Linked DNA regions of Homo sapiens: region 1 is linked to region 2. The links are chromatin loops, found by intact Hi-C in ENCODE. Cell type or tissue: tibial artery. All regions are shown on one strand. Region 1 has its middle 78 kb from the start of CPMER. Region 2 has its middle 96 kb from the start of LINC02554.

Region 1 (5,000 bases), 230 kb after region 2:
GCAGGCTTCACCCTCAGCACAGCAGAGTGGGGAGCAGTTTCACTCACTCCCTCATTTATTCAGTTACTCACTGGGCACCCCCTTTGCACTGACGGGAGCCAGACCCGGCCATGCCCTGTGGGAACTCACAGCCTAGTAAGCAATTCAGGTGGCACAGGGAGTTGTAGGGACCTAGAGGAGGCCACTGACCCAGCCGAGGGACCATCAGGAAGGCTTCCTGGAGGAGGCAATGTCTCACCTGAGACTTGGAAAGGAAGCAGGAGTGATATCAAGAAGAGGGAAAAGTGTCACAGGCAGAGGAACACACCAAGCAAAGGCCTGGGGGTGGGACGAACCCAATCATCCGGCCCATGCGAGCTTCTCCTGTCCCCCTGCCGCTGCACCCTCACCAGCTCCCTCTCTCTCCCATTCCTCCTTCAGGTCCCGATTTCAACTTCTCTTCCTCCAGGAAGGCTTCCCTGATTTTGCACGAGTACACACACACACACACACACACACACATACGGTGAGTGCATTTACCTGGTCTTTGCCTTCGGGCACGTACCAGAGTATAACTTAAGCTCAAAAGTCATCTCCTCTGCATGGGGTACTTTTTTCCATAGCCCAATGCCGAGAACAGTCCTGGCTCATAGTAGGTACTCAACAAATGTTTGTTGATTGAATAAGTGTGAGAGAAGACACGAAGGCATGCGTGCACCTGTTGGAACGAAAGAGCTGCAGGAGCTTGAGAGTTTAGTGTGGGAGTGCCTGGCCCCCTCAATGCAGGGGCTATGACCAACCCAGACACCACATATTATCGTGGTCAGAGGCACAGAGGCCCTGAGACAAATCCTGCCTCTGTCTGTTCCCAGCTCTGTGACCTTAAGAGACTCTCTTAGCCTCTCTTGGTCTCAGTTGCCTCATTGGTAAACTGGGTTCTCAAGAGGTTTAAATGAGGTCATATAGAAAGTGCAATCAAAAGAGTGCCCAGCACATTCAAGATACTCAATCTGTGTGGTCGGTGTGTTATTATTTTTCTCCACCTCCCCGGCATTCAGCCCTAGACCAGGCAATCATGAGCTGTCAATCAATGGAGATACTACCATCATCACCATCACTCAGAAAGATGGATCAGACCATGAGAACTTGTCACCTGATGATAATCATAAACCCTGACATTCACATGGGCCTGAGAAGTTACCAAGAGCTTTTCCTGGGTGCTGCTCCTCCAGGTTTCAAGGGCAGGTGGGGGCCCAGCCCAGAACTCTCTCTCTTCAGCCTCCCTTTGGAGCTTCATACAGCAGGCTCATCCTCTGCTTCTCCACCCCTCACTACCTGACTTCCAGCCAGTTCAGTTCCACTGTGAACTCTGGGAGAGATGGACAGCTTGGCGATGGGAATGTCAGTGCAGCCTCAGGCCAGAGAGCCACTGCTCAGTGGAAAAGTGGTCTCTGGTCCTGGGCGATGGAACAGCATTTCCAGGCCTGGCAGGACCTGTCAAAGGCCCTGTCCTAGAGACACATCTGTACCCTCCACGCCTCACCCGTCTCTGGGATCCTCAGCCTGGGTCCCCCAGCCATGCTGGGATTTAGAACCAATATTTTTAGAAAGCACAGCTGAGGCTTTTTAACAAGGTTATGCATTAATTCAACAAACATTCCCGGCTTGGGTGCTGGAGAAGCAGAAATGAAGTCGATACAGCCTCTGCATCAAAGAGCTCACACTTTAAGTAGGAAGGAAGGTGGCAGCTTTGGCGAGAACATGGGGCTTTGGGGGAGCAATCAGGGCAACTCACAGCCAAAACATTGAAGCAAAGATGTGGAGAAGAAGGAATTAGCAAAGGCAGAGGGAGTTTCAGGCACAAGGAACAGCAGGTGCAAAGGCTTGGTGGCTGGAGAAAATGGAGAGAACTTGAAAAATGTGGCAGGACTGGAGTAAAGACAACGGTTGGGGAGGCAGAGTGTGGCAAGAGAGGGGCATCTTCTTCCAAGACTTCCCTTTATTGGAAGGCAAAGCCAAGGAGAGATTTGGTCTTACAGATACTTCATTCATTCATCTGCATGGTCATTCAACAGTTACTGACAGCATCCTGAGTCAGGCATAAGGTGGGTCCTGGGCAGAGGGAAACAAACAAGGGAAGGGCATGAGATGGGTGGGAAAGTAGGGGATGTGGGGCACAGCAGATGGGGAAGGCATCAGGGACGGCTCCCTGGAGGAGAGGGCTCCAAGCAATCTGAAAAAAATGCCTCCTCCTACCTCTAAACTGAGCTCAGGTATCCAGGGGAATATCAGCCCCAAAGCTCTCACCCCCATCAGTGGCAGGGAAGGTCCAAAATTCTCCAGGGAGCTGCTTATCCACTCATTCATTTGTCCATTCATTCATTCATTCATTCATTCATTCATTCATCATTTCACCCAGCATTTGCTCAGACAGACAGAAAACCCAGCCCTGCCCTTAGAGGCTCCCAGCACCACTGAAAAGGAGACAAAGGCATGAATAAGCAAACAGAAGTCAGTATCAATGGCGGTGGAACATGGACATCCAACACTAGCTGTCAGCACAACCTCCTGAGAGTTTTATAAAACACAGTTTCCCTGGGCCCGACTGCGAGCCACTGACTCTACCTCATGGAGTCAGTCCAGGGAATCTGCATCCTAAAACTCCTCAGGGACTGGAGATGGCTCAGCCTGGCACTTGCCTGCTGACGGTCATTTCAGAATCCGTCTGTGCCAGGAGCACCAAGTCCCTGAGGGACTGGTAGAATCAGGTGGCAGCCGGGGACAGGCCTCTGCTGACTTCAGGTCTTATTTTAGCCTCTGGCATGTCCCCAGGAGGCCCCACAGGAGGGGGCCGAGGATTTTACAGGAGGGATTTGCACGGGTATTTTCAGTCTAGATGGAGGATCAGCCTGGCCATAGCCAGCCCCGCAGTTAGAGAAACCAGGCACTGAAGTCTAATAGTACCCACCACCCACCCTGGAGAAGCTGGCCTCCTGGGCCTCCCTGAGCCCTGGGGTGGAGACTCGCTGTCAGAGATGAGCTGAGAGACCTGTGTGGGCCTCTGAGCAGATCTGGCATCTGGCAGCTTGGAACAGCTAGAGACTATGTTTGCAAAAGATGGGTGAGGGAGGCTGGGGGTATCATCTCCATTTCACAGATGCAGAAACTGAGGCTTGGAGAGGCCAAGGCCATTGCCATACCCTGAGTCAACCCCAAGTCCTTGTAACAGTGAACTAGGTCTTTGCTAAAAAGACAGCCCCGGTGCCTAACAGATGTCATTCCAAGCCAATGATTAATAAATAATGCTAACACTCGATGCTGGTAACCAGCCAATGCTTACATGAAGCGTGGATAGGCCAGGCACCATTCTCAGCACTGGGCATATTTTACCACTAACTCCTCTTCATCCTCACCAACACCTACAAAGCAGGCAGTAATAGTATGCCCATTTGACAGATGAAATGAACTTGGGAGTTGGGCAGAAAGATCCACGGAGCCCCAAGTCCCCAGTGAGTCTTTCCCTCCCCAGACCACCTTCCCAAACCCTCCCAGCCCTCATGCTTATTCTGATAAACCCTCCAAAGCCCGGATTAGTAAAGGGGTTAACAAGGTGGATGGCACCCCCCAGGCTTGGTTTGCACCTGCCAGTTAGAGGCAGAAGGCAGTCTGGGGTCAATGGACAAAGCCAGGCACGAAGTCCAAAGCATGGGTTTGAATCCCAGCCCCGCCCTGGCCTTCCTGAGCCTCAGTTTCCTCTGCTGAGAACTGGAAGCATCTATTCCCACCCCAAGTACCACCTAGCATGGCAGGTAGGGTCAAGAGAGCAGGAATACGCTTCTCCACCTGCAGATGAGGAGGCTGAGGCCCAGAGAGGGGTTGGCAGATGCTCAGGGACCCCTGGCTGGGCTGGGAGCAAATGAGCTCTTGTGAATCACATGCCCCTGTCAGAATAACAATGAAGGGGGAGCCGAGAAACAATGAGGGCCCAGTTGACTCTGCCCAAGGGGCAGTCGGCACAGGTCTGTCTGACTCCTGGGCTGATCTGACCGTTCTCAGCAACAGAAGTAGGGGAAGGCATAGGTACTGGGGTTTCAGCCAGTCTCCTACTAACCAGCTGGGTGACCTTGGACTACTTACTAAACCTCTCTGAACCTCTCTTTTCTCAGCCTCAAAATGGGGACAATCACAGTAAGGCGGTTGCGAGAACCCAGGAAGGCAGGAGGTGTGGAGTTGCCTTTTCCAGATGGAGCACTGGGAACTCAGGCTCTGGGGTGGGGAAGGGACTTGCCCAAGATCACAGGGCACCCATGCAGCTGAGCAGAAGCTTGTCTGCGGCTTCTCCCCCACCCACAGGCCTGAGGAGGAGGGGCCCCGCCTCTGGTGGTGGGGAGGTGGGATGAGGGAAGGGTTCCCTGAAGCACGGGCATCGCAAACCGCAGGACTGGCATTTGCAGGGATGGCATTCCAGGTGGGGGAGCCGGCCTAGGCAAAGGCCGAGGGGCTGGACGGCACTGAGAATGTGCGGAGACCAGCATGACATTTAGACGGCTAGAGCGAAGGAGGCGGGAACGTCTGCAAGTAGGTGTGTGCAAGGTGGCTTTTCCATCAGCATGTGTGCGTGTGTGTGCTTACACACGTGCATGAGTGTGAGTGCGACTTCTCGGCCGCAGAGTCCCCCATTAACGCTCCGGTATTTGTTTGTTCAGTTCCGCTGTCCCATCGGCCCTGCTGCCTCTCTGCACCCCGTTTGCCAGTCGGCTCCCTCTCCCTCTCCCGAGGTCTCCATGCGTCATTAAAACCGAAACAAGCCCCTGCTCTGATGGTTAAACCAGATGCCCAGGCCCCATCCTGCCTGGGCCCCATCTCAGGGTCAGAATGAGCCACGGAGCTGCTGGGGAGGCCCCGTCCAGCTGCATCAGCCCGTGGGGGGCCTGGGGTCCCAAGAGGGACAGGGCCAGACGAGGGGAAACCCAATCCGTGACACATGGAGATCATTTGCAGAAGGAACAAAATCCGTGACC
Region 2 (5,000 bases):
CCTTGAAAGAAACCAACTCTGCCCACACCTTGACATGGGCTTCTAGCTTCCAAGACTTGGGGAAAGAAATGCCTGTTGTTTAAGCCACTCAGTCTGTGGCACTATGATATGGCAGCCCTGGCAAACTAATACAATACAACTATTGGACCCACTTTCCAGATGAGAAACAAAGCTCTGAGAGTTAGTGCCTCCCCAGGCTCCACAGCTGGCAAGCCATGGAGTCGGCCTGGAACCTTCCTACCTCTCAGGGGTGGCCTCATGTCCTAAACCTGAATGTAGCTACAGTCTATCAGAAATGACCCCTCCAAACCCCCAGGCTGCTACCAGAGCAGACATTACTAATTCATCCCAGAGCACTCTCACTCAGCCCAGATGTGGCCTCAGTCTCTCTAATCGATTCCCATGCAGATGTGGCCTCAGTCTCTCTAATCAAGATTCCCATGGATGGGCCAGCAATGGCCAGAGGGACACTTTTCTGGGCACAGCTCAGTGGAGCCTGCCTAAGGCTGCCTTATTTGGGTCACTCTTTTTTTTGGGGAGGTGTGCATTCTGAGGCTCTACGGGGGTCATTATGGTGCAAAGATTACCCCAGATGGCACCTGTGGTTAACTTACTAGCACAACTGTTACATGGGGTCTATAAGATAGGAAGTCAGGACTCTGCATAGAGAGTCATCCTGGCTCACGTGACCCCCAGGGTAGGGCTGGGCCACAAAGGGGAAAATTACTGATAAATATTATCTTCAAAGAAACCCTCCTCCCCTACACAATGCTAAGCCATTGAAGTTTATCAAAACCACAGCGTTGGAGTCAAGTGATTCTCATGCCTCAGCCTCCCGGGTAGCTGAGACTGCAGGTGCACGCCACCACACCAGGCTAATTTTTGTATGTTTTTTAGTAGAGACGGAGTTTTCACCACGTTGGCCAGGCTGGTCTTGAACTCCTGAGCTCAAACAATCCGCCCTCCTTGGCCTCCCAAAGTGCTGGAATCGCAGGTGTGAGCCACTGTGCCTGGCTTTTTTTTTTTTTTTTTTTTTTTAAGCTCCCTGGTAATTTTCTCAGAGGCTGAGAACCCCTGATATAAACTTCACCGGAATCTGGGGCTGCAGAGGGGTTCCTGGGTTGGAGGGTTGCCATAGCTTCTTCTCCGTTTCTTGATGGGGCAAGCCTCCTCCTACTACAGGACCTTTGCGCAGGCTGGTCCTTCCACCTCCACAGTTTGCAGGCTCCCAATCCTCCCTTAGGCCTCAGCTTTAATACCTCCTCCTTCAGGCTGTCATTCCCTGATTACCTGCCTCCCTCCCTCTTCCCTCTCACTGTTCCCTCTTCATTCCCTTCCAATCTCTTGTAATGCTTCCTAAGTTTGCATTCCGGGGCATTTTTTGTTTGTTTGTTTACTGTATTTCTCCCCACTAAACAGTGAGCTCATGTGATCCATGACTATCTCTATGCCCTTCACCATTGGACCCCCAGGGCTGAGCACAGGGCTCAGCACATACTAGGTGCTCATTAAATATATAGTGAAATAATTTAATGGCAAAAACATGCATTCTCCTTCCTCTCTGAGCCTCACTGTGTTGTGAGGATTAAATGAGTTAATTGCTGTAAAGTGCTTAGAAAGTTCCACCTCGTGTTAATTAAATGAGCTGGCACTGAGCAAATGCTGAGCACATGGCCTGACCCACAGAACATTTTCATTGCTGGTGAATAATTACCATTATTATTATCACTGTCATTGTCATTGTTGGTATTATTTATCCTCTATTCAGCGCAGAGTAGGCGCTTAATAAAACTGTGAACTACCGAAGTGATGTAGCCTTGGACCAGCCACAGGGATGGAGGATGTGGCTGCTGGAGGAAGCCTCCAGGCCAGTCTGATGTGGTGAGGATAGCATGGCTCAGAGAGGGGAATGCACTGCCCCAACGTCACCCAGCAAGTCTAAGCGAGATCCAGCCCCAGAAATCTAGGCTTTCCTCTCTACTCATGGCCGCATGCCCTTGGGCATAGCTCTTCCCCTCTGGGCCCTTGTTACATCTGTGTAATGGGCCTGGGGTTGCAGCAGGGATAGGGAGGTTAGACACAGGTCGGTCCCCAGCCCCCAAGTTTGCCCCATGGTGACATGGGTGGCCACTTGGTGGCACTGTGGAGTCACCACCGACTGGCAGCCACCCGAGGAGCCCCAGTCCAGTGCAGCTTGGCCAGGAGACCTCAGAGGGTGCTCTGCGCTGACCTCCTTCCAGGTGGGGAAACTGAGGCCCAGAAAGGGGCAGCCATGCCTTTACCAAAGTCATGCAGCTAGTCTAAGAAGACTTTAAAAGGTAGTTTATTGAACACCTACTATGTGCCAAGTTTGCAACTGTATCATCCAGTTTCCACAACAACCCAAAGGCAGGAGATAGTCTTTCCATATTCCAGATGAGGAAACTGAGGCACCAAGAGCTTAAGTGGAAATATGGGAGCAATGACAATCATGACAGTAGTGGTTAATATTGAGTAAGTGCAACACATGTAAACAATGGCAATGAGTCAGGCCAGTCCCACAACCAATCCAAGACTTGGACACCAGTACTGACCCATTTTACAGAGATGGAAACTGAGGCTCAGAAAGATGAAACCATTTGCAGAGATCACACAGCCAGGAAGTATCTGCTGCCAGGACATGTCCCTGCCCAGAGGGAACCAGGCCTAATTCCTATCTACTCTCTCCCCAACATTCCAGCCTCAGCCTCAGGCAAGCTTGGGCCAGCATAGCCAGACCTAGGCCTCCAGGGATCAGGGAAGGCTCAGCCTCTTCTCAAAACCCACAGCCTGTCTAGACCAGGCTCCTTCCTGTGGGCTGCCATCAGGGGTCTGGGTGACCACTGGAATTTGGGGGCATGAAGGCGTCCCTGCTTCTCCCCACATCGCCCAATAGCCCCTGCTCCAGATGTGAGCAAGGGTTGCTGCCGTGAGTCCTGGGATGGTCTCCAGGTCTCTTAAGGAAGAAGAAGCAGAGCAGAGGCAAGGAGGGAGACGTGGGGTGGGGGATACAGAGCAAAAGTGACAGAGAGATCATGAAATAGACGGAGACGCAGCGTAGAGACAACGACAGGAAGAGAACAAGAGAGAGCGCCAGAAAAACAAATTAAATCAAAACCGAACAAAACAGAGAGGGAGCGACAGAGCCAGAAAGAAGGGAGTGAAGAGAGGTGCATATTGAGATGGAGACAGACAGACAGATGACGGGGATACAGACTGAGAGAGAGACAGAGACTGGGAGCCAGGAAATCGCAGAGACAGACAGGGACAAAGCGGCGGGGTGCCACAGAGACAGGGAGAGATGCGAGGAGGGGCAGAAGATGGAGACCCGGGGTGAGACAAGGACCAAGGGGCACGAGAGCAAATTCTGGGGTAGCAGACCAGGAGGTCAGGCAGAGACTCAGCAGAGAAGGAAAGGCCGGAGGAGGCTGAGAAGAGAAAAAATGATCAGAGAGAGAGAAGCAAAGAGGAAGGCGACAACATACAGAGGGCAGAGGAAGGGGAATAGAGGAGGGAGGAAGACCAGACAGTCAGAGGGTGGAGGCCAGGGCACGACGAGGGTAGCGGCGGGATCAGGGGTCCTCCCACCCCGTGGACCCTGAACTGGCCCCTGTCCACTGGGCAGCCAGGGTCTTCCACCCACCACCTGCCTCCATACCCCAGAGCTTTTCCCTCCCAGCAGGGGCCTGGCCAGGGTCCTGGAGGGCAAAGGTCAGGTGGGTGGACTCGCCGGAGCCCCCAGGAAGGCATCTTTCATTTCCGCCTGCTCAGCAGGCTCCAAGCACATCGTTTGCATAAAACAATATTCCTGTGGGGGATGCTAATGCGCCCTGCTATTTTTGCCTCTCCTGGATTGTGGTTTGCATACATTTGCATACCCTGGGAGAATTAAGCAGGAATCATGTAAATGAGCCCACCAGCTTGGAGGCGAAGGGGGACCTGGGCTCCCTGCCTCCCGACAGGCTGTGCTGGCCACATCCTTCCCCTGGGGTCACCCTGGCAGGACAGGTTAACATGGAAGGATCAGCTACATGTCTCTCCCAACCTAAGGCTGCTGTCCACTCCAGGTTTGGGGTAGCCAGAGGCAGTTTTCAAAAACCCAGATCTGAGCCTGTCACATCCTTCTTTAAACCTTCCATGGCTTTTGGAATCCTAGGATGGAGGCCAAACTCTCCCTCTCCCCCATAGCCACAAAGACCAACCCCTACCAGCCCCTCTAACCCACACTCTCTTCCTCCCCAGCCTCCACCCACAATGGAACTTCCTCCCGTCAGGGCTTCCCCTCACCACACTTCTGCAAACCACAGGGCCTTTGTACATGCTGTCCCCACTGGCTGCAATGTTTTTCCTTCTTTCTCTTCACTTCCTTACAGCTAACTCATCCTTCAGACTCCAGGCCAAGTACCATTTCCATAGGGACGCCCTTCCTGTCATCTCTGACCTTATCCCTCCATGAAGTACCCTGTTAGGTAGCTGGAATTATTATCAATGCAATAACTTCCTTTGTGCCTGACTCCTCCATGAGACTGTGAGAGCCACTGCCCCCGACACAATACCTAGCGGTGCCGCCAGGTGTTCCTGGCCTTAGTTTAGGTTCCCAATTAATATTTGTTAAATGAAGGTGGCAGACCTGCAAATTTAGCCTCGAACCTGGAGTCCTCAGGAGCCCAGCCCCCAACTCCAGTGGTACACAAGAAGTTTTTAAAAATATATTAATTGAGAACCTACAGCGTGCCAAGCACTGGGTAAAGTATTTGACATATACTGTCTTGGGGACGCCTCTACATCTCTACAAGGGAGGTGTGGAAATTGTGTGCATGTTACGGAAAGTAGGGCCTCTGGGAAGGAAGGCCACCAGGTTCAGGTCACACAGCATGCCTGTGGCAGAGCTAGCAGTCCACCCCAGATTCGTGTGCCCTAGAGGCCTTAGCCCGATCGCTGCACATTTTCCCCTGACCTTCTGGGTGACACGCACCCAGCAC

The links. Peaks named below come from ENCODE experiments on the same cell type or tissue, not always from the same donor. Only the 100,000 strongest peaks of a DNase experiment are listed, where the experiment ranks them.
Region 1: a loop joins it to region 2, with 2.5 times the contacts of the local background. A loop is called at or near these places in 3 of 110 quality-filtered maps.

The regions. Positions count from the first base shown.
Region 1 is chr22:27,634,566-27,639,565 of GRCh38, forward strand. No RefSeq gene overlaps it. Among named protein-coding and RNA genes, the nearest start is that of CPMER, 78 kb to the right of the region's middle. RefSeq lists enhancers at 2,849-3,349, 3,562-4,366, 4,367-5,000. In tibial artery, no CTCF peak of the experiment used is centred here; a DNase peak (open chromatin) is centred at 2,719; H3K27ac peaks cover 2,601 bases.
Region 2 is chr22:27,403,956-27,408,955 of GRCh38, forward strand. No RefSeq gene overlaps it. Among named protein-coding and RNA genes, the nearest start is that of LINC02554, 96 kb to the left of the region's middle. RefSeq lists an enhancer at 3,709-4,261. In tibial artery, a CTCF peak has its summit at 2,122 (motif pointing right); no DNase peak of the experiment used is centred here.